2 separate regions of the Homo sapiens genome follow, and region 1 is linked to region 2. Evidence: read pairs that join two places in POLR2A ChIA-PET (ENCODE). Cell type or tissue: OCI-LY7. All regions are shown on one strand. Each heading gives the region's core, and the rest is flanking DNA. Links, peaks and the distances in the headings are about the cores only.

What was found. ChIA-PET counts read pairs that join two places held together with the same protein. Peaks named below come from ENCODE experiments on the same cell type or tissue, not always from the same donor. Only the 100,000 strongest peaks of a DNase experiment are listed, where the experiment ranks them.
Region 1: POLR2A ChIA-PET joins it to region 2 with 27 read pairs; 2 of 35 experiments call an interaction of 5 or more read pairs at or near these places.

The regions. Positions count from the first base shown.
Region 1 is chr12:122,130,062-122,145,464 of GRCh38, reverse strand. It overlaps MLXIP (MLX interacting protein), which reads right to left. Exons shown (of 17, transcript NM_014938.6): 6 at 15,353-15,403; 7 at 14,532-14,621; 8 at 13,082-13,173; 9 at 11,478-12,117; 10 at 10,120-10,241; 11 at 9,799-9,976; 12 at 7,875-7,996; 13 at 7,170-7,271; 14 at 6,914-7,041; 15 at 6,527-6,650; 16 at 4,382-4,511; 17 at 1-3,774. The coding sequence ends at 3,653. Among named protein-coding and RNA genes, the nearest start is that of IL31, 36 kb to the left of the region's middle. RefSeq lists a silencer at 2,776-2,976 and enhancers at 6,437-7,299, 14,779-15,403. In OCI-LY7, for the core only: CTCF peaks have their summits at 7,835 and 8,034 (motif pointing right); no DNase peak of the experiment used is centred there.
Region 2 is chr12:122,496,637-122,511,199 of GRCh38, reverse strand. ZCCHC8 (zinc finger CCHC-type containing 8) reads left to right here and starts at 10,268. Exons shown (of 14, transcript NM_017612.5): 1 at 10,268-10,558; 2 at 12,331-12,373. The coding sequence starts at 10,360. RSRC2 (arginine and serine rich coiled-coil 2) reads left to right here. Exons shown (of 10, transcript NM_023012.6): 7 at 12-91; 8 at 2,753-2,982; 9 at 4,277-4,366; 10 at 5,494-7,746. The coding sequence ends at 5,673. RefSeq lists silencers at 6,931-7,131, 10,560-10,709 and enhancers at 9,223-9,914, 9,850-10,029, 10,080-10,139, 10,340-10,419, 9,915-10,608 and 1 more. In OCI-LY7, for the core only: CTCF peaks have their summits at 9,596 and 9,795; DNase peaks (open chromatin) are centred at 8,849, 10,169 and 10,909; H3K4me3 peaks cover 4,959 bases; H3K27ac peaks cover 5,133 bases.

The sequences.
Region 1 (15,403 bases), core at 3,757-11,756, 360 kb after region 2:
GCCTGCCACTGTGCTACTTTATCTGGGCAGGGACTGGGGGTGCCATGCCCTCTAAGAATCCAAATTTACATCCTCTTAGCCAGAGCAGAGAAACCTTAGGATTGACTTCTAGAAAAGGGAGTGTGGTCAGGGCCCATGGGCGGGAAATGGGAGGGCTGGCTGACGGCTGACCCCACTCCCCTGGCTGACAGCTCCGGGACCATGCGCAGCACTGGGGGGGTCTGCTGCTTTCCAGCCCCTTCCCCTCAACCAGACCCAATGCTGTCATCAGCACCAATGGCCAGCGCTGCTATTGCTTCCTGCGGTAAAATCCTTCAAAGTAGAGATGTCCTAAGAAGGCAGCTAGCCAGCCCGCCCAGGGTGCCGGATGCTGCGTGGCCTGCTGGCCGACTCCAAGAAAAGCCCTCAGTGGCGCCTGCCCCGCTCTGGGGTCTCCCACCCACCATGGAAGGCAGCAGTGCAGTGCAGGGGCTGACAGCACAGGGCAATTTATCAGAAACCCGCCCAGGGATTTATACGCCAGCAGGCCTTCTGGTTTTTCTTTTTGGATTTTCTATTTTTTTCTTCTTTTTTTTTTTGAGATAGGGTTTTGCTCTGTCACCCAGGCTGGAGTGCAGTGGTACAATCTCAGCTCACTGCAACCTCCGCCTCCCAGGTTCAAGTGATTCTCCTGACTCAGCCTCCCGAGTAGCTGGGATTACAGGCGTGTACCACCACACGTGGCTAATGTTTTGTATTTTTAGTATAGACAGGGTTTCACCATGTTGGTCAGGCTGGTTGTGAACTCCTGACTGCAGGTGATCCACCCGCCTTGGCCTACCAAAGTGCTGGGATTACAGGCGTGAGCCACCACAGTCTGCCTCTATTTTCTTTTATTTAGAGGCAGGGTTTCACTCTGTCATCCAGGCTGGAGTACAGTGTGGCATGATCATAGCTCACTGCAACTTCTAGGCTCAAGCAATCCTCCAGCCTCAGGCCCAAGTAGCTGGGACCACAGGCACTCACTGCTACACACGGCTAAATTTTTTTTTTTTTTTTTTTTTTTTGTAGAGACAGGGTCTTGTTATGTTGCCAGGGTTGGTCTCCAACTCCTGAGCTCAAGTGATCCTTCAGCTTCAGCCTCCCAAAGTGCTAGGATCACAGGCAGGAGCCACCGTGCCCAGCCAAGATTGATTTTCTTACTCTCCAAAGCGTCAGCATTTTGAAGTTTCTTTTATGAAAGTGGGGGCAAGAATCAGGGTGAAAATGAGTGTAAACAAAGCCCATCCTGTGGTCAGCACCCACTGGAGGTGGCCAGCAGAGTGGCCTCAGATGTTCCTGCACCTGGCCCAGGAGCCCAGGACAGAGGTCAAATCTAGGCCCCTTGGTCTGGCTGGATTCATCAGGCAAGATTCGAAAACAAGAAAACCTCTAGAACAAGAAACAATCATGTCTGCAGCAGATACGGCACTGTGGCCCTATGGCCATGGCAATCGTGAGCACCAAGAGAATGAGTTACAGAAATATCTCCAATACAAAGACATGCATCTCCTGGACAGTGGACAGTCGCTGGGACACACACACACACTTCAAGGCTCACACAACCTAACAGCCTTAAATATCTGAAGAAACAGAATCACGACATTAAGTCAGCAGAGGGAGAGGTAGGCTGAAGCAGCAGGAGGCCAATTTTATATCCCACAGATTTTTTTAAAAATGACTCCCCAGCAAGGGGTGGGGAGAAAGCCACTGATTTAGGAGAGTTCTTGGCTCAGCCAACCACTGCGGTTATCTACACGTTTTACAAAGGCACAGAAGTAGAGAGGGGCTGCACTCACGACCCTCCCCAGGGCCCGCACAGCCAGACACGGTGGGTTCTTCCTTTTTCCCTTCTGGCCTTGGTGGAATTCCTACCACGGTGGCCTCTGCCTTTGGGACAATGCCTTCATGCTCATCCCCGGGTCAAGGATGGAGTCTGTTACCATTTTCCAGGGGAAATTCCAAGGACCAGCCCCGCCTCATTACGTTCACCCCACAGGAAGGTGATCTGGAAAGCCTGTAAACACGTACTCTGGGTGGCTGAGTGGTGTCACCAAGCTGCTTTTGTGCAGGGCTGAAGCACAGACAAGAGGGCAGGCAGCTGGCCGGAGGCCTGAAGTGGGGAGAGATCCCCGCAGGCCTGCAGGAGCCAGGGAGAACCTCCAACTGGATCTAAACTGTGGGACAGCCCAGGCGTGCCCCTCTTCACATGGCTCCCAGGCTCCCTCAAAGCCCTTCCCAGGCCCTGCAGGAAGAGAGGGAGGGTGAGGAGAGGCAGGGAGGGCAGAGGTCGCCTGAAAGCCTGGGCTCCGAACTCCTCAGCAGAGCTTTAAAGTGCATTCTTTCCACGAGGAGGTACCCTCGGCCGGGCTTCCTGAGTGCTGGAGAGAGTGCTTGCCCCTGCAGCTCCCTGCAGAGGTAGCCAGAGAAGAGCAAGGACTGAGGCTGGGCCAAACTCTCACTGCAGGCTCAGAATGGCCCCCAGCCCAGCCACACCTCCACCCAGCCCAGATCTGGGTAGATTCTTTGCTGTCTGATCTGAGAGATGCCTAGAAACAGCTCTGAGGGCTGACCACCACAGAGTGCTGCCTGCCAACATTGTTTCCTTCTCCAAACACAAGACGGGACAGACTTTTGAGTGTGGGGGCATCTTTGGTCCGAGAACTGTCCTGGTTTGGGGCTCCCAGCTGAAAGACATCAGACAAGATGACAAGGCTGACAGCAGGACGTGGAGTCTGATCTTTCAGACACTAGAACTTCAGGGTTCTAAGCTCCCACAGGACATGCTTGATCTGTCAACAGCTGCAGCTGGAGCCAAGTGGAGAAGAACGGCAGAAGGGCCACAGCGGTGAGGTGACATCCGAGAAGGCCCTGGGCTGAGTCCCCATGGATCCTGCAATGTCAGGTGGAGCTAAAAGGGGACAGATGAAACATGCCCAGCAGGGCCTCTCAGCCAGAGCAGCCACCGTGCATCACACGCTTCCATTCTGGTCCTGTGTGTTCCACATCCACCGTTTCTGCACACATGTGTCCTGGAGGACCTCTGAAGAAGGCACTTCCCCCTGGCAGCCTGCCATGCATAAGCCTGAATAGAAGCCCAAGTCCATCCACAAGGGCTGGGTGCTGTCAGAGTTGAGGGGAGAAAGAAAGACGCCTTCCAACTGCCCCACGGGCAGACCAGAGAGTGGAGCAGGGCATCAGGCAGAGGCATGCATGTGGACAGGACGTGGCAGGAGGGACAAGGCTGGGCCTCAGGACAGGAGCAGGCCCTGTCACCCTCATCCCATCGATTCCGCTCACCGGCGCCAGGCCCGGCAGGCCACCAGCAGGGCAGGACCAGCACGGCCAGCACTTCCCTTTTGTGTGGGCTGCCCCGAGGGCAGAGGAGGTTGGTGACTGAGGTCACTGAGTGAGAGAGTTCACAGCAAGGGGTTCCCAAAGGCGGGCTATTGCTGTCAGCAGGCCCCAAACCTGCTTCAGACCTGAGCATGGCCTCCCGATGCCACGGTGGGCCGGCAGAGTTGGAGAGAGGCCCCGAGGCTGAGCGTCAGGAAGGGCTGGGGGGCGCAGCCTACTCTCCATGGGCAGGGAAGGGTCTCCTGGCATCTCATGCGGCCACATGCCAGCTAAGCAGCTAGGACTCTCCCAATCTCTTGCCAATCCTGGTGACAGCCTTGGACGCCTGCTCTGGCAGCTGTGCCGGGTCTGTGAGGATGGAGGTGGAGGTGCTCAGCTGCCGCAGCGTGCTCAATACCACTGCAAGACAGAAAGGGTCAGACACAGGCAGTGACACAGACCCACCACACACCGCACACTCGGCTTTGTACCTACAACCCATGTGGGAATGCTCAGGCACGGGGCGAGCAGCAGCCATGCTGGACTGCAGGGAGGAGTGCCAGGGGCCGACACCGAGACCTGGGCACTCACCCCTCTGCCTCCAGAAGCCTCCCCAAATCCAGGAGCTGCCGTAGGTGGAGCATCCTATGCTGTTCCTGGTGCCATGGGGCTGCCAGCTGTTCTGATATTAAGCTTCTATAACCTTAACATATGGGATAATCTTTGCTTGTTGTTATAAGAATTAAACAAGAAAACACACCTGAAGGCACCTGATACAGGGCCTGGCAAATAGTTGGCACTAGATCCATGCAAGCTGGGTCTGAACAAGCTGGGAGACACAAAAGGGCAGGAGCCTCCTGCCCCCACTGGGCGCTCCTGACTGAGGACCTCCTGGACAGCACTGTGCCCCTGCCCCGGCCCCACCTGGCTGCCTGCAGTGGAGTCTGGCTAATACTGTCCTCAGCCTGGGGCTGTCCTCCCTCCAGGACTAGCATGAAGCCCCCCACCCTGGCACTGCCCCACTCACTCGGCCTGAGGATGGGCAGGGAGCAGTGCTGGTCCAGCCAGGAGAGCGCCGTCCGGTGCAGCTCCTCCAGGCTGCTGGTGGACACCATGCCCTTGAACGACTCAAACAGCGGCTTGATGATGATGCTGAACTGCAGTGTGTGGTTAAAGAAAAGGCAAGCACGGAGAGGGGCTGGGGACTGCAGACCCGAAGGTGGTTGGACTGGCGTACTCCTTTCCCCTGGGGCTGGAAAGTATCTGCCCACAGAGAATGGATCACTGGGGAAAAGAGGGAGAGATCTCTAGGCAAGGTGTGTCTTCCACTTCATGAAAACACTCTGCTCTAACTGTACCTGGACAACAGGGCCGCTCAAGCACCGAGCAGGCAGGGGACAGGGACACAGAAGGTCTCTAGTCTGGAACAGGTCCTAGCACAAACATGCGATCAAAATCGTTCTTACATACAGTGCCAGGAACATCAAAGGCACAGAGCAGGTGGAAAGGCAGAAGCCAGCCGGGCGCGGTGGCTCACGTCTATAATCCCAGCACTTTGGGGGGCTGAGGTGGGTGAATCACTTGAGGTCAGGAGTTTGAGACCAGCCTGGCCAACATGGTGAAACCCCATCTCTACTAATACAAAAATTAGCTGGGCGTGGTGGTGGGTGCCTATAATCCCAGCTACTTGGGAGGCTGAGGCAGGAGAATCGCTTGAACCCGGGAGGCGGAGGCTGCAGTGAGCCGAGATTGCACCACTGCACTCCAGCCTGGGTGACAGAGCAAGACTCTGTTCTCAAAATAAATAAATAAATAAATAAAGGCAGGAGCCATCTGCCTGAAAGTGGCGTTTGCCTTCTGTGTTAAATGCAAAAGTGCATGCCAGTCTCCTAGACCATCTTAGTGAAGGCCTGAGGCATGTTTCCCCTCGGACTTTGATCAGGACGGCACTCACAGTTCCTCCACCTCGGCCTGATGATGGGGAGTATGCCATTTCATCAAAGAAGCTCTGATTCATTCCAGACGCCACCCAGCTCTATTAATGACAGGGATCAGGACCAGGGCAGGCAGTAAAACAGCAACACAGAGGAATCAGAGCTGGTGCCTGTCATCTCTTCAATTAAAAACTGCCTCTTATGGCCGGGCACGGTGGCTCACGCCTGTAATCCCAGCACTTTGGGAGGCCAAGGCAGGGGGATCACCTGAGGTCAGGAGTTTGGGGCCAGCCTGGCCAAAATGGTGAAACCCCATCTCCATTAAAAATACAAAAATTAGCCGGGCGTGGTGGCATGAGCCTGTAGTTCCAGCCACTCAGGAGGCTGAGGCAGGAGGAACACTTGAGTCTGGGAAGGTGGAGGCTGCAGTGAACTGTGATTGTACCACTGCACTCCAGCCTGGGTGACAGAGTGAGACCCTGTCTCAGGGGGAAAAAAGAAACAAACAAAAACACTCTGTCCCTTCCAGCACACACAGGTGCTGCGCCCTGCCCTGCCCGATAGCTGCAGCTGGGATTCTCTCCTCCTGCACGACCGTCACCTCTGACTGTCAGACCCTTGCCCCAATGCCACGGTCAACCCAACACATGTGCCGACCGTTTACTCAGAGGCAGAGCGGTGGCAGGGTGGGGAGTGACCAGGCGGGAACCACTCCCCGTGAGAGCCGTGCTGCCACCTGGAAGGCTGAGTGCAAGGTGGCCTTGGCACGAGAGCCCCTAGAGGTGGACATGCTCCATTAGGCTTCAAATTGGGCTCTACCACTCAGTGGAGGGAGTCCTGGTTTCCGCCTGTCACAGCAGGGGTGGCACTCACCCTCCCTGTGGCTTCGAGGACCGAGCTGGCTGCCAGGCTGTGTGGAACCATGCCTCCTTCCCCTGCACCTTCTGCAAGTGGCTCTAGCATTGTCCTGATTTCTTAAGGACCTAGAGAGCGAAGCCCACCGTTCTACCTCCCTAGCCCTTCCTGCAAAGCACCCTGAAGCCCCATCAGCACCTCCAGCCCACACAGCAGGCCAGGCCGGACCACTCTCTCCCGAGATAGACACTAGCACTGCCTGTCGTGAGGAGCTTGGTGACAGGCATTTAAAGAGTCTTTCTAAAGTAACTACAGTGCCACGGTCTGTGGCTTCAGTGCATTGGCTGAGGGCCGGGAAGAGCAAAAAGAAAACCCAAAGATACAATCCAGAACTTCCAATTCTGCAAGGTCCGGGTTTTCACGTATTCGTCAAACATGTCTTTCATGTGATCAAACTGGCGCCGGGTAACGGGGACTCCCGTGGCAGGGAGCAGCTGCTGGCAGGAGCTGAAATGACAGGAGCCGTGGGAGCTGTGGAGCAGCCAGTGGCCAATAAGGACCCTGGGACAAAAGATGGCAGGGCTGGCCCAGTGCCGGGCCACAGCCAGGCACAGAGAAGAGAGGTCTGTGGAAGGAGGTTGACAAAGAGCAGAACTACTGCAGCAAAGAGGCACTGACCAGTGATGAGGCCACAGGGTCCCACCACCTCTGAGGCAGGCCCTGCATCGGGATGGGGTGCCTGGTTGGAGCCCCAAGGCCCAGAAGCTCACATGATGGTGGCATTGAGCTCCTCGATCTCCTCCCGCAGCCGCCGGGCCTCCTCCTGCATCTGGCCTCTCTCCTGCTGCAGCTTGGTGATGTACTCCACAGTCTTCTGCAGTGTGATGGCGTGACTGGTCTGCAGAAGGGGCAGGTGGCTGGAGGCAGCACCCACAGCCAGCAGGCCTGCCACCAGCAATGACCACGCAGGGAGCACGTCCTGCCAGCTCCCCTGCCCTGCCACAGCCCACGCTCTTGGCAACTCACCAGCTTGGAATTGTTGGAGATGAGGCTGTTGAGCATGTCGAAGCACATCTTGATGTTGAAGCGCCTTTTCTGCTCAGCTGAGATGTGCTTCATCTGCCGGTTCTGCTGGAGAACCCGCTGGTCACTAAGACAGGCACATTGCAGGCACACTGTCCACCCTTCCTCACCCCCTACGCTGATCCTGGGTGCCCAAGGGCCAGGGCTAGAGAGCTACGTGGGAGGAGGGCACGACGAGAAGCTGAAGGCTCCAATGAGGAGCCGGAGGGACAAGACTGGGAACCACAGAAAACCCGCTCTGCAGAATGGTGCACAGCTGGGGCTGGGAACGGCAGGGCTGAACCGGTGCATCCCAGGTGCTGCAAGCTCCGCCTTCCCCACCCAGCCCTGCCTCCTCCCCACAGCACAGCTCTGGTGGTGGCCACACCCCTCCTGCAACTGATGCGGGCAGCCTGAGCAGTACCTGCACACTACGTGGACTCAGCGTTGGCTCCCAGGCTTGGGGCTCACCCAAAAGCCTCCAGGGGGCCCACCATCCCCACAGGGCTGGTTCGTGGCATGGGGCAAGGAGAAGCCCATTTCTGATCCACCCCTGCCTGGGCAGCTCTGGCTGGGTCTGAGGTCTCCGTTCCAGACAAGACACAGATCCTTGATGTCCTGCACTCCTCTCCCCTCCTCCCAAGGGAACCAAGAGGAGACATGCGGTACCTTTAGTGCAGCCACATTTTTGGGGTCGGATTTCCCTGAGCAGTTGTTCTGGGGAGATTGAGGACTGGGGCTCTGCTCCGATGCACACGGAGAGGCCTGCCCTGAGTTTGGGCAGTCCCGACCTGGTAAGAACAGACTCCTCTGAGGGGCGGAGGCCTGGCCCCTCAACGCCACCAGGAGGCAGCCTGGGGTCTCTGCAGGGTTATGAGGTGCTCGCTGCTAGCCACGTATTGCACTTGGTTCTTTCAACTGCACACACATGCTTCCTTAGATTATTCTTATTCACTCCCTGAAAATCTTAAATTAATAACAACAACAAAAACACCCTTAATCCACACAGAACACGATGGAGCAACCCTGTGTGACGTGTTCCAGTCACTGGTGTCGCTTTACGAGATATTTCGCAGGTGGGCTCTTTATTATTATTATATTTTTTAATTAAAAAACATTTTTTATAGAGCCAAGGTCTCACTATATTGTCTAGGCTGGTCTCAATCTCCTGGGCTCAAGCGATCCACCTGCCTCTGCCTCCCAAAGTGCTAGGATTAGAGGAGTGAGTGACCGTGCTCAGTCCCAGGTGGACTCGGCCTTCTCGGCCCATTCTGCTTTACTGTAACAAATGCCTCCGCTTCCTTTCCTCTCTGCTGGATTATTTTCCCCAAACTCCCCGTGAGGCTGTGCAGCAGGCTCTAAGTTCTGTGTTCTGAGACTCCGGAGACCAAGGCAATGGTTGGCCCTAACCTCTCCCTCGATTATTTGAGGGGCCTGACTCCCAACTCTCTTGTTTCTATCTTTCCAGACTGAAGAGTCCTTACTCTCCAAAGCCTGTCCTTGGAAAAGGCCCCTGCTGGCTGAGCCCACTAAGTCAGAGACCCTCCCTCATTCGCGTCTTCCTGAGGGAAGAGGGAGACAACTGTTTGCTCAGAGTTCCAGGAGCAGCTACACCATGCCTTTGTTTGTTTGAGATTGAGTCTCGCTCTGTCACCCAGGCTGGAGTGCAGTGACTCGATCTCAGCTCACTTCAACCTCCACCTCCTGGATTCAAGTGATTCTCCCATCTCGGTCTCCTGAGTAGCTGGGACTACAGGTGCATGCCACTAAGCCCTGCTTTTTTTTTTTTTTTTTTTTTTTGCATTTTTTGATAGGGACAAGGTTTCACCATGTTGGCTGGGCTGGTCTCGAACTCCTGACCTCAAGTGATCCACCTGCCTTAGCCTCCCAAAGTGCTGGGCGTACAGGCATGAGCCACTGCGCCTGGCCTACACCATGCATTTATTTAAGAAAAGAGGCCATTTCCATTTCCCTTCCTGGTATGGCAGGCATTTGAGGGAAGGGGCCCCATCTGCCCACACCCTCTACCAGCAGCACAGCCTCGGGCACACCATTTGTCCCTGATCTGGCCTGTTGGCTCCTCAGATGTCCCTGGGCAAAATCAGTCCTGCTCTGACTATCTTGCCCCTGGATGGCCTAAGAGTGGACATGGGCCACAGACCTGTAGTGCTGAGACCTGCTGGGGAAGGCCACGTTGGTGCCCAGATGAGGCTGGACGGCTTCTGTGGCCACAGCAACCCCAGGCTGATGCTCCCAGAGACAGGAAGCCCAGGGCTCCTCAATCCCTTCTCTGGGTGAGATCAGCAGCTCAGTACCAGGCCTTCGTGGGCAGTCAGCAGGGACTCCCCGAGCACACGGGTCACCTACACTGCCACATGTTCACTACTTTTTGCCCTGCCAGTGCCACCACATTTCATCCTGCCACCCACAGAGCGTGTTCCCAGACTGTGTTATCAGCAGGCCTACAAGACCTCACTGTGTGTCCTAAGCCCAGGCTCCGTCCTGGGGACCCAGCAAGCACCCCCCATGGTCTACGGCAGGCCCAGTTACTTCCCTTGCGATGCCCCAACCATCCCGCCGAGTGAACACTCACTGGGCCCTGTGACAGTGACCTGGGGGCTGCCCCCATGCAGCGGGACCTGCTCGCCCTTCCCCAGGGGGTCTTGCGCTGTGCTTGGGAAGAGCCGGGAGACGGGGGCAGGCGGGCTGCTCGTGCCATGGCCGAGATCTGTCACCAGGATGCTGCTGTGGAACTCCGGGACCCCAGGAGCCTGCAGTGACATGGGAGACAGGTCACCCCTGACTGCTGATATACAGCAGGGCGGCACACCAGTCGTCTCAGGTGAGGGCCGCCCAAGATCAGAGTGCTCCGGGGTGAGAAGGACACTGCAGGTCTGCCTAGGGCCCTCCTCACCCTGGCGATGGCAGCAGGCGCAATGACCACGTTGGACTGGGACACGGTGGAGGCCAACATCCCTTCTCTCTTCAGAGGCCCTGACGTCATGATCACCGCTTGTGGTTGGCCTGAAAAGGCAGCTGCCAGGATAAGGAGGATGTTCAGGTGCAGCCCTGGGCCACAGGGCCTGGCCCACCCTGCAGAGGCTGCCTCTCTGCCAGTGAGACAGCTTGTTCTCAACCCCAGGGGACAGGAAGACAAAGCCACCAAGGCACCTAAAACCATTTGTGTGACTTCTTGAAGGAGACATGTTATAGACCCAGGAAAGAGATGGCCAGGACCATGTTTTCACACTGTAGGTTGTGACTAACTTTAAAAAAAAGATAGAGAGGCTGGGTGCAATGGCTCACATCTGTAATCCCAGCACCTTGGGAGGCCGAGGCAGGTGGATCACCAGAGGTCAGGAGTTCGAGACCAGCCTGGCCAATGTGGTGAAACCCCATCTCTACTGAAGATACAAAATTAGCCAGGTGTGGTGGCACATGCCTGTAATCTCAGCTACTCAGGAGGATGAGGCAGGAGAATCACTTGAACCCGGGAGGCAGAGGTTGCAGTGAGCCAAGATCATGTCATCTCACTCCAGCCTGGGCAATAACAGTGAAACTCCGTCTCAAAAAAAAAAAAAAGAGAATAGAGACTGGGTGTGGGGGCTCACACCTGTAATCCCAGCACTTTGGGAGGCCAAGGTGGGCAGATCGCCTGAGATCAGGAGTTCGAGACCAGCCTGGCCAACATGGTGAAACCCCATCTCTACTAAAAATACAAAAAATTAGCTGGGTGTAGTGATGGGCGCCTGTAATCCCAGCTAACTCGGGAGGCTGAGGCAGGAGAATCACTTGAACCCAGGAGGCGGAGGTTGCAGTGAGCCGAGATCACACCACTGCACTCCAGCTAGGCGACAGAGTGAGACTCCATCTCAAAAAACAAACAAACAAACAAAAATTAGCCGAGTATAGTGGCGCACACCTGTAATCCCAACTACTCGGGAGGCTGACGAAGGAGAATCGCTTGAACCCGGGAGGGGGCGGTTGCAGTGAGCCGAGATTATGCCACTGCACTCCAGCCTGGGCAACAGAGACTGTCTCAAAAAAAAAAAAACCAAACAAAAAAACAAAAAAGATAGAGCATAGAAAACGGACTAGATCATGGCCATGTATTATTTCATGACACTTTTGTTTCATTTAAGTGTATGTGTGTGCGCATGCACGTGCACACCAGGGTGGTGGTGGTGGTCACAAGTTTGAAAGCCTTTGGGATGGGAAAACATCCCTCTGGGTCGGGGGGAGCCCCGCACTGAGTCTCCCCGCCTGGCTCACCTGGGGCGATACGGGCATTCTTCAACACCAAGGACACGGGCTCTGGTTTGGGAGCAGGCACTATTTTGTGGGGCTGCTTAGGCCTGCCCCCAGTCAAGGATACAGGTTTGGGGTGCACAAAAGTTAACCGTGGCTGGGGAGGCCGGGTGACAGGAGACAGTGCCAGCCCACAAGGGGCCGCTGACGGGGCAGGGTGATGGGTGGTGATCACAAGGCCCTGACTCTGGCTAAAGGTGGTGGCGGGGGCATCGTGGGTGAGGGTGGCAGAGGCCGTGTGGGTGATGACAGACGGCGCTTTGTTGACTCCAGCAAACTTCTGTGGCTGATGGAAGGTGGGTGGAGCCGGGGGGTTCAGGGCAGTGGCAGGAGGAGGAACTAATGGTAACACGGGGGAGATGGGCGGTGGGGCGGGGCTGGGAGACAGCAGGGGCATGGTGAAGACAGGGAGGAAGGGCTGCGGGACACTCAGTGGCGGCTCTGAGGGACCGAAGTCCGTGGGCTGGATAAACGGGTCCTCAGTCCGGGAGGTGTGTTCACAGCCCTGCTCATCCATGTGAGCCAGGGATGGGGCGGTAGGGGGCGCGATGAGGCTGTCAGGAAGGCTCACAGTGGGGAGGGCTGTGGTCGGCAGGATGCTCTCCTGAAAAAGGAAGAAAGGAGCCAGGAAGCAATGCTGGGGTCAGACAATTCCTTTCTAGCGCTGCACACTGCCAAGTCCAACTACACAGGCCGGGCGCTGGGACAGAGGGACAAAGGCCACGTCTCCACGTCCATGGCTGCTGATCTGATAGGGATTTGTGTTTCCCTGCGTGTCTGCGGGGGTCTTGTTTCCATTAAAAACTAAATAACTCAGAGCTCAGATAAGGCAACGGCCCTCACACAGCTGGCTAGCAGCCTGGGAATATCTTGTTTCTGGAGTCCAGCAGAGTCTCCCCAAAGTCTCTGCCATCTTCTATTACTGAGCAGAGGCAGCCTGGATTGCAGCTGCTCGGGAATCCCCGAGGACAATTTCACGTGTCAACTGGTCATCAGGCCACCTCTTCCTAAATAAGAAAAGCTACGAGGAATCAATGGTTCAGATCCCAGTCTCTGCAGTAGCAATTCTTCCCGGAGCCCGTTTGAAGATGGTGCCAGGTTACCAGTGTCTAACTGGTCATGGGCATAAGCATGAGGGCTCCGTAAGGACAAAGAATGGTACCTCACTCAGCTCTGTAGCCCCAAGCACCTGTAAGCAACTTTTTGGATTGCTTAGTAAAACGTGAAAGAAATATACAGAAGTTATTTTTATTAGTAATCCATGTTTTTCTTCTCTGTCTAGCTAATTCTGTGTTAATTAGTCGGAGCAGAGCTAGCTGCACATAGGTTACCTGGCACTCAGGCAGAAGCACACCTGGACCAAGAGTCTCCCACCCCATGGGTGCTGAAGGATGCTGTAAAAGAGGGATGGAATCGTGCCTCTGCACATTAGTGCTGGTCTAGCACTGCTTGGCGCTTTGCTGGTGACTGTGTGGCTATGCCATTAGCCTTGCTCTGGCAGCAAACCTTTGATGAGCAGCCCTGTGCCTGCCAGCCCCTTCCCCCACCCATCCCCCAGCTTCCTCTACCTGTGCAGGTGGGTTGTTGGGATCTGGTACAGGTGCTGAGGCAGATGCAGGTAGCATGGAGCCAAAAATGGAGCGGCTAGAAGAGAAGAGGTCTGAAAAACAACAGCAGGGGTCTTCTGAGCTCAGTGTGCCCAGCATTTGCTGGAATCAAGACTCAAACAGGGCCAGGCACGGTGGCTCATGCCTGTAATCCCAGCACTTTGGGAGGCCGAGGTAGGCAGATCATGAGGTCAAGAGATCAAGACCATCCTGGCTAACATGGTGAAACTCCATCTCTACTAAAAATACAAAAATTAGCTGGGTGTAGTGGCACATGCCTGTAGTCCCAGCTACTCAGGAGGCTGAGGCAGGAGAATGGCTTGAACCCAGGAGGCAGGGGTTGCAGTGAGCTAAGATCGCACCACTGCACTCCAGCCTGATGACAGAGCGAGATTCCCGTCTCAAAAAAAAAAAAAAAAAAAAAAAAAAAAAGGTGCCAACCACAACCACCATGCCTGGTTGGTGCCACCAGTGGTCCCAACTACACAGGAGGCTGAAGCGGAAGGATCGCTTAAGTCCAGGAGGGAGGTTGAGGGTGCAGTGAGCCGTGTTCTTGCCACTGCACTCCAGCGTGGGCTACAGAGCAAGGCTCTGTCTCAAAATAACAAAGACTAAAACAGGCTGGGTGTGATGGCTTACACCTGTAATCCCAGCACTTTGGGAAGCAGAGGCAGGAGGATCACCTGGGCAACATAGCAGACCCCCGTCTTTACAAAAAAATGAAGAAATGAACTGGGTGTGGTGGTGTGTGCCTGTAGTCCCAGGTACTCAGGAGGCTGAGGTGGGAGGATCGCTTGAGCCCAGGAGTTCAGGGCTGCAGTGAACCATGATTGAACCACTGCACTCTAGCCTGGGTGACAGTGCAAGACCCTGTCTCTAAAAAAAAAAAAAAAAAAAAAAAAAGACTCAAACAAATCAAGGACTAAACCCCTAAACCCCACATGGCCCAGGGGGATGCCATGGACAGAGGGTATTACCCTGAGACACCTTTTTTTCTGTAGAAAGGGGGCTCTGGTTGGAACCACACATGTTGGCAACTATCCTGGGCTCTGAAACACTCCCAGGCCTGACGTTTCTGCTGCTGTCACAATGGCAGGTGCTCAAGGACCCATCTAACTGCAGGGCCTTGGTAGGGAGCTGGCTGTGTCATCAGTGCCCTCTGCTGCTTCGAGGGAGAACTGCTTACAGTCACGGCTAAATCCAGAGCCAATTTCCTTGCTGAACAATGTCCCAGAAAAACTTCCCAGACCTTGCAGTTACTACAAAAAACAGTTCAGTTTAAAAAAAAATTCTTTGCTCGCCCCCTTGCCCATTCTACCAAGTCTCGCCTCTTAAAGGAAGGCAGCGATCTGCTCTGTGCTGGGCTGGGGGAGATGGAGGCAACCGTGCTCTCTCTGCCTCTGGTCCTCACCCTGGAAAGGCTCAAAGGTGTCCATGAAGTCCAGGTTAGGCTGCAAAGGAATCAGTCCCGGCTGGATCATGTCTGCATTTCCCAGATGTGCTGCAAGAATCACAGAGAGAGGAACCATTTTGTCTTCTCAGACAATGTTGCAGGAACGTAAAAAAGGCCTGGAACAGAACTTCCTGGCCCTGCTCACATCCCAGAGTCTTCCAAGGAGCTGGCTGGGATTTCTACCTTCTCAGGGTTTGTGGCCATTCCGCACCCTCAAAAGGCAGGAAAGTAAGTTTTTGCCAGGAAGGTAAAATTGAGTATCAGGGAATGGACACCCCAGGAAGCTGTAAAGAGCTCAAGAGAGAACAGAGACCTCCCCGAACACTGTTCTAATTTTCAATCTTTGGGCTCTTCCCTGAGAGGTTAACTGGAAGACTGAATGCCACCAAGGTGAGCGGTCACACCCGGGAGTGCTTCTGATTTTCTTTAGCATGAGTCACGGCCCGGCCGCCTCGGCTTAGGCACGGCACACGTACCCCGTGAAGAGAACGGTATCTGAAATGTGCCAATGACTCAGACTAGACCCTGCTGCTGTCCTCCCACCATGGCACTACGGGAATGGCAGCTGCCCAGTGGGCCCACTCTGCAGACCCCACCCACTCGGTACGTGCGGCCTGGATGTCAAATGAGGCCAGCCATCCTTCCCTTCCTTACTGCCTGCCCCCAACCGTGACGTGCAGCAGCTCAGAGATGGCCCTGAAGGAACCCTGGCCCAGAGGGGGCCTGGCAGAGAAGGAAGCGGCTGGCTGTTCAAAGCCCAAGGCCCTGGTTTGGGTTACCTATTTCCCGGGGATTGGGCCAGGCCACCGGCTGGTGTGAAGAAAGTGTGG
Region 2 (14,563 bases), core at 6,564-14,563:
TAATTTTGCAGGTTGGAAAGGGCAAAGAAATTACAAGAACAGCGAGAAAAGGAAATGGTTGAAAAACAAAAACAACAAGAAATAGCTGCAGGTAATTTTTTTCATTCTTTTTTAGTCATCTCGATTTGAGCTCTTTCAAGCTTTTTTGTTTTTCACAGGGATTTGCTCTGTCATTCTGACTGGAGTGCAGTGGCTCCAGCATAGCGCATGGTAGCCTCAAACTCCCAGGCTCAAGTGATCCTCCCACCTCAGCCTACCGAGTAGCTGGGACTGCAGGTCCCACATCACCATGCATGGCTAATTTTTTTCTTATTTTTTGTAGAGAGGACCTTTCACTATGTTGCCAAGACTATTCTTGATCTCGGGCTTAAGCAGTCCTCCTGCCCCAGCCTCCCAAAGTGCTGGGATTGCAGGCATGAGCCACTGCACCCAGCCTAAGTTTGACATGCTTTTTGTAGAAAAATTGAAAAATATAGAAAATAATAGGAAGAAAATCACCTATGATTCCTACTTCCCATCAGTACACTGTAAACGTGTATTTTAGTGTTCTCACTTAAGTGTTTTGTAGCTTGTTTCTGATGTGGTCCATGTGGATAATTTTTGTTGATAAATTAGTAATGAGTATGTTTGTTTATGTAACACTAGTCATCATGACAGATCTTGTTGTTGTTGTTACGGAGTCTCGCTCCATCGCCCAGGCTGGAGTGCAGTGGCGTGATCTCAGCTTACTGCAACCTCTGCCTCTTGGATTTAAGCGATTCTCCGCCTCAGCCTCCCCTGTAGCTGGGACTACAGGTGTGCACCACCACATCTAGCTAATTTTTGTATTTTTAGTAGAGACGGGGTTTCACCGTGTTGAACCAGGATGGTGTCGATCTCTTGACCTGGTGATCGTCCTTCTTGGCCTCCCGAAGTGCTGGGATTACAGGCATGAGCCACCACGCCCGGCCCCAGATGTCTTTTACGATTTTGGAAATGTAGTTTATGCAAGAAAGTGAACTGATCTGAAATATGTATTTCTCTTTCAAGAAATCAAGTTTTTATGCGTAACAAACATTGCAGATTTCAAAAATTATCAGGCCTGGCTCAGTGACTCACTTCTGTAATCCCAGCACTTTGGGAGGCCAAGGCAGGTGGGTCACCTGAGGTCAGTAGTTCAAGACCAGCCTGGCCAACATGGCAAAACCCCATCTCTGCTAAAAATACAAAAATTAGCCAGGCGTGGTTGTGTGTGCCTATAGTCCCAGCTACTCAGGAGGCTTGAACTCGGGAGGTAGAGGTTGCAGTGAGCCAACATCACGCCATTGCACTCTAGCCTGGGTGACAGAGTGAGACCCTGTCTCACGAAAAAGAAAAAAACAAAAACAAAAAACAAAAAATTATCACGAAGAGCTTACTGTTGATTTGGTATGAAATTTAATCTGGAAGATGGTTTTTTGTTGTTTTTTACATTTTTGGTAAACAGTGGCACTTATTTGAAACTCTAAAAGTTTACAAATAGCCATTTTATTTTTACTACATCATTACTCTCTTTGGTAACTCTGGTTCCCATAATGTTGGTAATTTAAGTACTTTTTAAGGTTATATTCTGGACTGACAAAAATAGGTAATCAGAGGTGTCTTTTTTTACAGAGGACTGCTCAATCACAGTGGAAATACCAGGGCTTTATTGAACTTGGACTTAGCATAATACCTGCATACTGTTGTTGTTTTTGGGTTTTTTTTTGTTTTTGTTTTTGTTTTTTTTTTTGAGACGGAGGCTCATACTGTCGCCTGTGCTGGAGTACAGTGGCACAATCCTGACTCACAACAACCTCCACCTCTCGGGTTCAAGTGATTCTCCTGCCTCAGCCTCCTGAGTACCTGGGCTTATAGGCGCCTGCCACCACGCCTGGCTAATTTTTTTGTAGTTTTTATTTGAGACGGGGTTTCACTATGTTGGCCAGGCTGGTCTCGAACTCCTGACCTTGTGATCCGCCTGTCTTGGCCTCCTAAAGTGCTGGGATTACAGACGTGAGCCACTGCGCCCAGCCTTAGCTGCATACTGTTTTTCAAGTATATGATGTGAGCATCAAATGAAATGTCCATGAGAACATTTCATAAATTTAAAAAAATACAAGGTTTTATTGTTTTGTAATTATACCTTAGAAACACTATAGTTCATCTCCACTGAAATCATACTTTCTTACTATTTGCAGAATTCTCTATCCTCAAAGTAAATAAATGGGTTTTTTTTTTGTTTTGATACGGAGTTTCGCTCTTGTTGCCCAGGCTGGAGTGCAGTGGCATGATCTCGACTCACTGCAACCTTCGCCTTTTGGGTTCAAGTGATTCTCCTGCGTCAGCCTCCCGAGTAGCTGAGATTACGGGCATGTACCACCACGCCCGGCTAATTTTGTATTTTTGGTAGAGACGGGGTTTCTCCATGTTGGTCAGGCTGGTCTCGAACTCCCAACCTCAGGTGATCCGCCCACCTCAGCCTCCCAAAGTGCTGGGATTACAGGCGTGAGCCACTGCGCCTTGCAATAAATGGTTTATATATCAAGGGTTTATGTAGAAATATGTCCGTTGATGAACACAATAAATGTTTGCTAAAAACTTGTGAGCTAATACTCAGTCATTTCCTTGGATTTGGTGAAAATCCTGCCTTTTTGCACATTCATAGCTTTTTATAAATCGTTCGTTAATGTAAATCAGGAGGTTTATGTTTTAAAATCGTTTTAAAATCCATTTTTGTATTCTCTTCAAGCAGCTGCAGCTACTGGAGGTTCTGTTCTCAATGTTGCTGCCCTGTTGGCATCAGGAACACAAGTAACACCTCAGATAGCCATGGCAGCTCAGATGGCAGCCCTGCAAGCTAAAGCTTTGGCAGAGACAGGAATAGCTGTTCCTAGCTACTATAACCCAGCCGCTGTTAATCCAATGAAATTTGCTGAACAAGAGAAAAAAAGGAAAATGCTTTGGCAGGGCAAGAAAGAAGGGGTAAGTTCTCTTATTCTGCTTTTCTGTCGTTTATTCCTAATTAGTAATTGCTTAGAAAAACAAATTTGGGTTGAAAAATATTACTTTCGGCTTAACTTTGTAAGAACCTGGGGTGGCCAGACGCGGGTGGCTTATGCCTTTAATCCCAGCACTTTGGGATGCCAAGTGAGCGGATCAGTTGAGGTAAGGAGTCCAAGACCAGCCTGGCCAACATGGCAAAACCCTGTCTCTACTGAAAAGAAGATAAAAATCAGCTGGGTGTGGTGGCACACACCTGTAATCCCAGGTGCTTGGGAGGCTGAGGCAGGAGAATCGCTTGAGCCTGGGATGCAGAGCCTACATACAGTGAGCCAAGATCATGCCACTTAGCCAGGCATGGTGGTGGGCACCTGTAATCCCAGCTACTTGGGAGGCTGAAACAGGAGAATCACTTGATCCTGGGAGGCGGAGGTTGCAGTGAGTTTCCAGCGAAACTCCATCTGGAAAAAAAAAAAAAAAATCACGCCACTGCACTTCAGCCTGGGTGAGACCCTGTCTCAAAAAACTTATAATAAGCTATGATAGTCTTATTTGCCAGTTATTAATACTAAAATAAAACATAATTGATTGAAGTCAAGCTTTCAAAGAAAACTAATATTACCATAGAAGTAGTAAGGAAAAGAGGCTACTTGGTTTAGAATTTTTCATAGATTATGAGGTACTTTTTTTTTTTTGACATTATTTGCAATGACAAATGACATTAAATGCAAATGACATGCAGTCGCAAAAATTGCATGTTGAAAAAGGTCTATGACAGGAAAATAATCCATTTTTTTATTTTATTTTTATTATTTTTGAGACAGAGTCTTGCTCTTGTCACCCAGGCTGGAATGCAGTGGTGTGATCTCAGCTCACTGCAACCTCTGCCTCCCAGGTTCAAGCAATTCTCCTGCCTCAGACTCCTGAGACCCTCCTGGGTCTACAGGTGCCCACCACCATGCCAGGCTAGTTTTTTGTATTTTTAGTAGAGACGGGGTTTCACCTAGTCATCCAGGCTAGTCTCGATCCCCTGACCTCAGGTGATTTGCCCACCTCGGCCTTCCAAAGTGCTGGGATTATAGGAGTGAAGCACGGCGCCAACCTCTTGCTTGTATTTCTTTGCTTTGTGGTTTCTTAAGTCTTGAAATAATTAAACTTACATTGATTGAATGCTATCCATGGTGTTTTTTTTTTTAATTTAGACATTGTTGAGAGATTTCATGTCCTAAAAAATATTTAAATTTTACATATTTTAAAGTTCAGTGTTTGTTAACAGGACAAATCCCAATCTGCTGAAATATGGGAAAAATTGAATTTTGGAAACAAGGACCAAAATGTCAAATTTAGGAAATTGATGGGTATTAAGGTGAGTTTCACATGTGCCAGGGGATCTTTGTATTAGCTATTAGCCCTCCTGCACTGTTCTTCCCTCATTTTCTTAGTTCTGGTCTTTACTCAGGTGTCAGCGTTTTTGAGTTCTTTCCCACCACCTTTTGTGAAATAACAAGCAATCCCATTCTGAAACATTTCCATCTCCCCTACCCACTGTCCTCCCTACACACACACTTGGAGAGAGAGAGAGAGACGGGGTTTTGCTCTGCTTGCTCTGTCACTTGGGCTGGAGTACAGTGGTGCAGTCATACCTCACTGCAGCCTTAAACTTCGAGGCTCAAGCAGTCCTTCCACCTCGGCCTCTCAAAGCCCTGGATCACAGTTCTGAGCCACTGCGCCCAGCCTCCATCCCCATTTTCTACTTTACTTTCCTCTGTGGCATTTATACCCTGACATCTTCTACATATTATGTTTTTTCCAACCTACTAAACTGAAGTTAACTTTTGTTACACCCTGCTATATTCCAGACCTAGAAAGAACATTGCCTTGTCCTTTGGAGGTGTTCAATAATGAATGGAAATTAAGTTATTGAGATCAAATACATATCCCAAAAGTATATTTTTGTTTGTTTGTTTTTTGTTTTTAGTATAGACGGGGTTTCACCATGTTGGCCAGGCTAGTCTCGAAATCCTGACCTCAGGTGATCCACCCGTCTCAGCCTCCCAAAGTGCTGGGATTACAGGCGTGAGCCACACTGCACCCGGCCAAAAGTATAATTTAATAGTGTCAGCCTAGTTCACACCTGTAATCCCAACACTTCGGGAGGCCGGGGGGCAGGCGGCAGGGGGGATCCCTGAGGTCAGGAGTTCGAGACCAGCCTGACCAATGTGGTGAAACCCCGTCTCTACTGAAAATACAAAAATTAGCTGGGCGTGGTGGCATGTGCCTCTAATCCCAGCTATTTGGGAGGCTGAGGCATAAGAATTACTTAAACCCAGGAGGCAGAGGTTGCAGTGAGCCGAGATGGCACCACTGCACTCCAGACGGGACAACAGAGCAAGACTCCATCTCAAAAAAAAAAAATACATAAAAAATAGTGTCAAGTGAGAGAATATTTATCTCCATCTGAATTCATTGTAATGTTTTATGTCTGATTTTTAGAGTGAAGATGAAGCTGGATGTAGCTCAGTTGATGAAGAAAGTTACAAGACTCTGAAGCAGCAGGAAGAAGTATTTCGAAATTTAGATGCTCAGTATGAAATGGCAAGATCACAAACCCACACACAAAGAGGAATGGGTTTGGGTTTCACATCTTCAATGCGAGGAATGGATGCAGTTTGAAAATGATCACACTTGTAAAGTTTGGGACTTATAGACTTCTTGTTCTGATGTCACGTCCTTGTTCACCAAACAGCTAGCACTCTAGCTTGCATGGGTGTTGCATTGACTTTAATTTATTGAAAAATACAAATTTTTGTAAATATCAGATCAGTGATACTGGTGTTAGTGTTGTAATCAGGTTAAACCCACTTCCATTAAACTTGACAGGACTATAGAAGGATAATATTTTTTAGTTCATGAATTCTACTTTTCAAATATATAAAAGCTGCAGGTGGGGATAAAATCTCATACATGGATTTTTTCGTGTCCGCTGTCTTGTGTACTTTTGTACTTAACCTTGTACAGTTATTTTCATCTCTTGAAACATGAAAGAAATGTTATGTAGATGTTCTTTAGAAGATCTGGCCATTTGGTACATAATCCAGCACAGATAAGCTGGGTGGTAATGATAATAAAAATGGTTTTCTCAAAACTGGTGTTAATTTAAGTTACCTGGGATGTTTCTTTGAATTTGTTTTATAGTTTCTGTAGCATTTGGCAATTGCTGTTAGAAAACACTAGCTAGAAATCCCCTCCCCACCACCCTTTTTAAGGCCAGTTAACTATACTACAGTCAATACCGTGGTGAGCAAAAATGTAAAAGGTGGAAGGAGAAAACTTACTAAAATAGTATGTTTTCCTATTATAAGGGACAGACTTGGTATTCAGTATTTGTCAAATATTACATGTGTTATTCAGGAGATAGATTAATGCATTAAAGGGATGTAAGCACTTTTATTTTAATAAAGTGCCTTATAACAAGTTCTTTGCATGCTTTTTGCTCATTATCCCTTTGAAGTCTTCTCCAGCATAGACTATAAAATATTAAAATATTAGAAATTTTTTTTGTTTGTTTTTTTGAGACAGGATCTTGCTCTGTTGCCTAAACTGGGTGCAGTGGCACAATCTCGGCTCACTGCCAGAGCCTCTGCCCCCCAGGTTCAAGCAATTCTCCCACCTCCACCTCCCATGTAACTGGGATTACAGGCGTACCACCGCACCCAGCTAATTTTTGTATTTTTAGTAGAGGTGGGGTTTTACCATGTTGGCCAGGCTGGTCCTGAACTCCTGACCTCAGGTGATCCACCCTCCTCAGCCTCCCAAAGTGCCGGGATTATAGGCGTGAGCCACTGCAGCCAGCCTAGAAAATGTTTTGTTACTAGATTGAACATAAATCTGGAGCCAAGGGGTGGGGGGGGCCTGCAAAACTTGAAGTTAATTTACTTCAGTTACAGCAAAGTAATAAGGTTTGGCTTTCCTTTGAAAAATCCTTTGGAAAACATCACAGAATGAGAGCACATTACAATCAGGGAAGACTACAGGAATAAGATTGACAGCCTTATTTTAAAAGCTGGAATTAAGTCTTGCCAACTTGCTCATTAGGTATTTTTTTTATACATGAAAATGAAGTAATGGGGTGTTTTCTTTTTTTTTGCTTTCTGTCCTAGGCTGGAGTGCAGTGCATTGCAGCAGGCTCCCCCAGGCTCAAGCAGTCCTCCCACCTCAGCCTCTTGAGTACCTGGGACCACAGGTGCTCACCAACACACCTAGCTTGTTTTTAATTTTTTATAAAGACAAGGTCTTGTTACGTTGCCCAGGTTGGTCTTGAATTCCTGGCCTCAAGCAATCCTCCCACCTCAGGGCTCCCAAAGTGATGGGGTTACAGGTGTGATCCACTTCACCTAGCCAGATTGTAAGATTTTTAATGTACTTTAATAAACCTTTCATTTTCCCAGAGCACAGAAATTCTATGGCAAAATGGCTTTTCACCGTGTTTCAGTGACAAATCTAAGCCTTCTAAGGAAATGACACTATGGATCCTTCATTTCGTGATCATCAACATTTTTCAATTAAGCTCTGCCTTTTTAAATCAATCTTATTAAAAATGTTCATGACCTTCTAAGGCAGTGTGGACGCAAAAGCTTCCTGTGTGTCTACAGTTATTTTAGGAGCTGACCATACATGATGAGTGATACAGCCTGTACTTTGCTCATCTAGAGCAGCACTGTCCAATAAAATATGTGTGTATATGTATATTGGTCCAAGTGATCTTCCCACCTCACTCCCCTGAGTAGCTGGCACCAAAGGCCCATGACAATGTACCTGAGATGGGGTTCTCAGGCTGTTGGCCAGGCTGGTCTCCCACTCTTGGCCTCAAATGATCTGCATCATCTCAGCCTCCCAAAGTGCTACCTGGGATTCAGGTGTGAAGCCACAGTGCCTGGCCTAAGTATTTTATTTCAATTTCTTTTTTGAGTAGCCAAATGCAAATAATTAAAAGATGAAATTACAGTTGTCCCTTGAACACATGGGTTTGAACTTTAGGGTCCACTTACATGCAGAATTTTTTTTTCTTTTTTTCTTTTTTTTTTTTTTGTGAGAGACTCTTTTGCCCAGGCTGGAGTGCAGTTGCATGATCCTAGCTCACTGCAACCTTTGTCTCCTGGGTTCAAGCAATTTTCCTGCCTCAGCCTCCTGAGTAATTGGAATTACAGGCACCCGCCACCACGCCCGGCTAATTTTTGTATTTTTCGTAGAGACGGGGTTTCACTATGTCAGCTAGGCTGGTCTTGAACTCCCGGGTTACACCATGTTGGCCAGGCTGGTCTTGAACTCCTGACCTCATGATCCACCCGCCTGGGCCTCCCAAAGTGCTGGGATTACAGGCGTGAGCCACCACGCCAGGCCTCATGCAGATTTTTCAGTGAAAGTAAACCTGGGAGGCGGAGGTTGCAGTGAGCCGAGATCATGCCACTGCACTCCAGCCTGGGTGACACAGTGAGACTCTGTCTCAAAAAATAAAATTTCAAAAAAAAAAAATTTAAATGGCCAGGCACAGTGGGTCATTCCTGTAATCCCAGTATTTAGGGAGGCAGAGGCAGGAGGATAGCTTTAGCTCAGAAGTTCAAGACCTACCTGGGCAATATAGGGAGATCCTGTTGTCCACAAAAAGAAAAAAAAAATGTTAAAATGTGTAAGTGACTTCCCAATGTTGTAAACGGAAAGAGGCTTCCTTAAGGGCCTTTGAGCACTGACCTAGCAGTGTTCCAACCTCATCTTGCTCCACTCTGCCTTTTCACTCAACATGGTGGTCCTTACACCTAAGACACTCTTCCATCCTCCCACCCCCAACTTTGCCGATCCTTAAAGTCTCACTTCCTCACTTTACTGACTCCCACAGACTAGGGTGTTTGTTAAATATTCATAACTTCCTGTGTTTTTCACCTTTTTTTTTTTTTTTTTTTTTTTGAGACAGAGTCTTGCTCTGTCGCCCAAGCTGGAGTGCAGTGGCACGATTTCGGCTCACTGCAACCTCTGCCTCCCGGGTTCAAGCGATTCTCCTTCCTCAACCTCCTGAGTAGCTGGGATTACAGGCGTGTGCCACTACGCCTGGCTAATTTTTGTATTTTTAGTAGAGACAGGGTTTCTCCATGTTGGTCATGCTCGTCTTGAATTTCTGACCTCGTGATCCACCTGCCTCGGCCTCCCAAAGTGCTGGGGTTGCAGATGTGAGCCACCGCCCCCGGCCCACATTTCTTTGTGTGATCAATATCCATCAACAACCATCTCGACCCAAGAACAGGAACATTTATAATTATGGGGTTTTTGTTGCTTTTTGTGGACTACAGCCTTCGTGAGAGGAGGAATTACTCTATTGTGGTTACTCTTGTAACCATACTCAGGTCCTAGACAAGTGCCTGGCCCATCGAAGGTGTAAGTAAATAATGTGATTGAATGACAGAAAGCCTCAACAGACAAATAGTTGAGTCTAGCTAATCTTACATTAAAAACGAAGCAAGCTCAATAAACTAATCTACAACAGTCATCTCTGTAGCAAAGCTGGAGTTTCTTATTCTCTTTTATGTTTATTTTTATTCAGTTCCCTTTCAGGCTATGGAGTTCCTTATTCTCTGGTGTGGCACGCACACCAGAATCTGTGAGAAGCTATGCGTCGTGCTCTGATTTTTCACCCTTAGTTGCCTAACAGGAACATCCCATACTGGTTTTTGTTTTTCTTTTTCTTTTTGAGACAGGGTCTTGCTTTGTCTCCCAGGCTGGTGTGCAGTGGCGCCATCTGGGCTCAATGCAGCCTCGACCTCTTGGGCTCAAACCCTCCCGCCTCAGCTTGCCGAGTACTTGGGACTACAATCGCCCAGCTAATTTTTATATTTTTTTGTAGTGTCTGGGTCTCGCTCTGTTGCCCAGGGTGGTCTCCAACTCCTGGGCTCACGTGATCCTCCCACCTCTGCCTCCCGAGTAGTTGGTATTACAGGTGTGAGCCACCCCGCCCTGCCCCCAGATTGCTTTAGCGCATTCTGACCTACTCCAGCTTTCTTCACATTTCAAAAAGCACCAATCCCAGGATGCAATGCAGACAATGAGTACCAGTCGCTTAGAAACCACACGTCCCAGCATGCCGTCCTCCGGGCAATCGCAAGCCCGATAGGCCCCGCTGCATTCCGGGAGTTGTAGTCTCTAGCGACTGGCCCCGCCCCGTGTGCAGCTTTCGCGGCCTGCGTCTGGAGAAAACCCTAGCGGGTGGCTCCGTGCGGCCAGAGCTCTAGAGAGTGGTGCCGCCTTCCAACCTTCTTCCCCAAGCCCTGGTGGCCGGCTCCGCCTCTTCTCGAATCTTTTCCACAGCCCAAAATGGCCGCAGAGGTGTATTTTGGCGATCTAGAGCTCTTCGAGCCGTTCGACCACCCAGAGGAGTCGATTCCGAAGCCCGTTCACACTCGCTTCAAGGACGACGACGGCGACGAGGAGGACGAAAATGGGGTCGGCGACGCGGAGCTACGGGAGCGGCTTCGGCAGTGCGAGGAGACCATCGAGCAGCTCCGCGCCGAGAATATCCTTTCCTCTCGCTGGGCCCTGTCACCCGGGTGTGGGGCCGGGGCAGCGCCAGGCGTGGGGCCGGGGCAGCGCCGGGCGAGGGCGAGGGCGCGGGCGGAAGTTCCAGGAGGGCCAGAATTCCAAGTGCTTTCTGTCACCCGCCGGCGGACCGAGAGTCTAGGGTTCGGGGCGCGCAGGCTGCCTCGGCGCAGACCTCTTCCCCTCAGGGAGGCCGTCTCCTGACCAGACCCACTCCTGCCTCCCACCCGGGTGCCGTGTTTAGGGTTATTTTAGGCTGCTCACCTGACAGATTGTACACAAGCCCTTAATTGCCCCCCTCTGTTTGAGGTCGTGGTGAGGTTTCATATTTCGCAGCCACGCTCAAATTGTGCCGTCATGTTACAGTTGTAGGTGATGAAATACCGGCTGCTTAGACGCGGGATCGGTTTTTATACCGGGGCAAACGCTAGTGGTCCCAGAATGCAGAGTTGGGGGCCTCAAGGAATCCGGGTGTGCTGAGATAATTGGTTAATTGCTTGATTAAAATTGGGGATTAATTTTAGAGTTCTTCCACTCGGAGCTCGCTTCTGTGCTGAAGATGCTTTGCAACGCCTTGAGGAAAACGCGCCAAAGAAGTTTCTGTTAGACTTGAGTTACAAGATTGCAGATTTTTCTTGATTTGCTAGTATGTTTTTTTTTACGTTCGTAGAGTTTTATAGGTAGATAGATAACTTTGGTTCGGGTAGTTTTCCTTTTAAAATTTGTAGAGAACTGAAAGTGGCTGATATGTTAGCTTTTTTAGGGGGACGGGGTCGGGGAATGGAGTCTCAGTCTGTTGCCCAGGCTGGAGTGCAGTGGCGCGATCTCGGCTCACTGCAACCTCCGCCTCCCGGGTTCAAGCGATTCTCCTGCCTCAGCCTCCCGAATAGCTGGGATTACAGGCGCCCGCCACGGCGCCCAGTCAGTATATCAGTTTTTAAGGTTTGTGAAGCGCGATTTATTTTTTCAGAATGTCGTCTTCCTCCACATTGTGAGGAAAATTTTCAGAATACAAAAAGTTGAGGCCGGGCGCTGTGGCTCAAGCCTGTAATCCCAGCACTTTGGGAGGCCGAGGCGGGTGGATCATGAGGTCAGGAGGATCATGAGGATCAGGTGGATCATGAGGATCAGGAGGTCAGCCTGGCCAACATGGTGAAACCCCGTCTCTACTAAAAATACAAAATTAGCCGGGCGTGGTGGCGCGTGCTTGTAATCCCAGCTACTCAGGAGGCTGAGGCAGGAGAATCCCTTGAACCTGGGAGGCGGAGGTTGCAGTGAGCCAAGATCACACCATTGCACTCCAGCCTGGGCGACAGGGTGAGACTGTGTCTCAAAAAAAAAAAAAAAAAGTTGAAAGGATTCTACAGTGGACATCCATAGATTTATTCCAAATTCTAAAGTTGTTAACAGCTCGTTATACTGCATTCTCTTTATCACATAGTGGTTGTTGAAAGGTTTGACAGGAACACTGATGCTTCAATAATGGTTTTGGTTCAGTTTGTTAGTCTGTTGAACTTCAGGATCGTGTCTTAGAATATATGTTCGAAAGGATAAAAACCGTACTTTAATTTTGGGTTTCAAAAGCCTACCCCTGCAACAAAATAGAAGCTCAATAAGTGTGTCATCCTCAAAATATCCGTGGGTCTTTTGTCTTTATAATATTCTGACACCAAAAGTGAGAGAAGTAGTAGTTGAATTTTATGATTTGCATTGTTAAATGAGGGCTTATCTTCCTTAACAAATAATAACATCAAGAACTTAAACGAAAATTGAACATTCTGACTCGACCGAGGTATGAGATTTTTGAAATTACTCCATAGTTGTCCCTTATTATTTATCCTGATATTAATATTTAATCAGAATTTCGTTGTAAAAAGTGTATGGGATTTTTGTATCATTTTTATTTGTTTAGCATACTCTGAAGAAATCAAAGTAATAGTTATTTAATTGTGGGGATAAGGTCTGAATTCTCATAAGTGGATTAAAATTGTAAGCTCATTTATTGGATGAAAGGATGAAACAAAATCCAGAAAATGTTTACTTAATGTTCAGAATAGGCAAGTTGTTAACCTAGCTATTCCTATTTAACAAACATTTCTAGAAAGTTAGAATTAAGATTACAATATTGGCTGGGTCTGGTGGCTCATGCCTGTAATTCCAGCACCTAAAAAAAAAAATTATAGTATAATGGGCCAGGGGCAGTGGCTCACGCCTGTAATCCCAGCACTTTGGGAGGCCGAGGTGGGCGGATCAACTGAGGTCAGTTCGAGAGCAGCCTGGGCAACGTGGTGAAACGCTGTCTCTACTAAAATTACAAAAATAAGCTGGACGTGGTGGGCGCCTGTAATCCCAGCTACTTGGGAGGCTAAGGCAGGAAAATCCCTTGAACCCGGGAGGTAGAGGTTGCAGTGAGCTGAGAGTGACAAGAGCGAAACTCCGTCTGAAAAAAAAAAAAAAAAAGATTACAGTATTACTCTAGCTGAAGATTTATTTACATAGTTAAAATGTGTTCATAAATAGAACAATGAAAGAATCAGCATTTTAGAAGAAAAAGTAATGTGCTTTTGAAAAAGATAAAGTGTGTAGATTTGCATTTAGGCATCTGATTTTATGTTTTTGTTTTTGTTTGAGACAAGATCTCACTCTGTCACTCAGGCTGGTGTACAGTGTTGCAATTATAGCTCACTGAAACCTTGATCCTCCCGCCTCAGCCTCCCAAATAGCTGGGACTACAGGCAGACACCACCACACCCAGCTACTTTTTTTTTTTCTGATAGAGTCAGGGTCTTGCTGTGTTACTCAAGCTGGTCTCAAACTCCTGGCCTGAAGTGATCCTTCTGCCTAGGCCTCCCAAAGTGCTGGAATTACAGGGATGAGCCACCATGCCCAGCCTAGGCACCTAACTTTAACAGAGATATTACTGGTATCTCAAAATATATATTTATTTAACAGGTCACTAATCTAAAGTATTTGTTAAAGTACAGATTATGAGAAATTATATTTTCAAGCTTTCAGAATTTGGAGGTGCCATGATGTAATTTCACATGCACTTTTTTATTATATTTTTTAATTTTTTTGAGACAGAGTGTTACTCTGTTTCCCAGGCTAGACTGCAGTGGTACTATCTCAGCTCACTGCAACCTTCACCTCCCGGGTTCAAGCAATTCTCCTGCCTCAGCCTCCCGAATAGCTGGGATTACAGGTGCCCACTACCACACTCGGCTAATTTTTATATATTTAGTAGAGATGGGGCTTCACCATGTTGGCCAGGCTGGTCTCGAACTCCTGGCCTCGAGTGATCTGTCCACCTCAACCTCCCAAAGTGCTGGAATTAACAGGCATGAGCCACTGCACCTGGCCTCACATGAACTTTTTAGTCCCTGGCACCAGTTGGAATAACTGGCTGCAGTGGTGACTACAGGTTTAAATTTTAGAATTTAGAAATATTTCAGATTTTTTTTTTTTGAGATGGAGTCTCGCTCTGTCGCCCAGGCTGGAGTGCAGTGGCATGACCTCGGCTCACTGCAGCCTCCACCTCCTGGGTTCAAGCGATTCTGCTTTCTCCTGCCTCAGCCTCCTGAGTAGCTGGGACTACAGGTGCCTGCCACCAGGCCCGGCTAATTTATTTGTATTTTTAGTAGAGATGGGGTTTCACCGTGTTGGCCAGGATGGTCTTGATCTCCTGACATCATGATCTGCCCGCCTCGGCTTCCCAAAGTGCTGGGATTACAGGCAGGAGCCACCGCACCCGGCCAATATTTCAAATTAACTTCCTCATATCTCACCCTTTTTTCTCTATGTGAGCTAACTTTGTGTATCTAAACTCATTTTTGGCTGGGCACAATGGCTCACACCTGTAATCTCAGCACTTTGGGAGGACTGCTTGAGACCAGAAGTGGGAGACCAGTCTGGACAACATGGTGAGACTCTGTCTCTACAAAAAATTTTTAAAAATTAGCTGGATGTGGTGGCATGTTCCTCT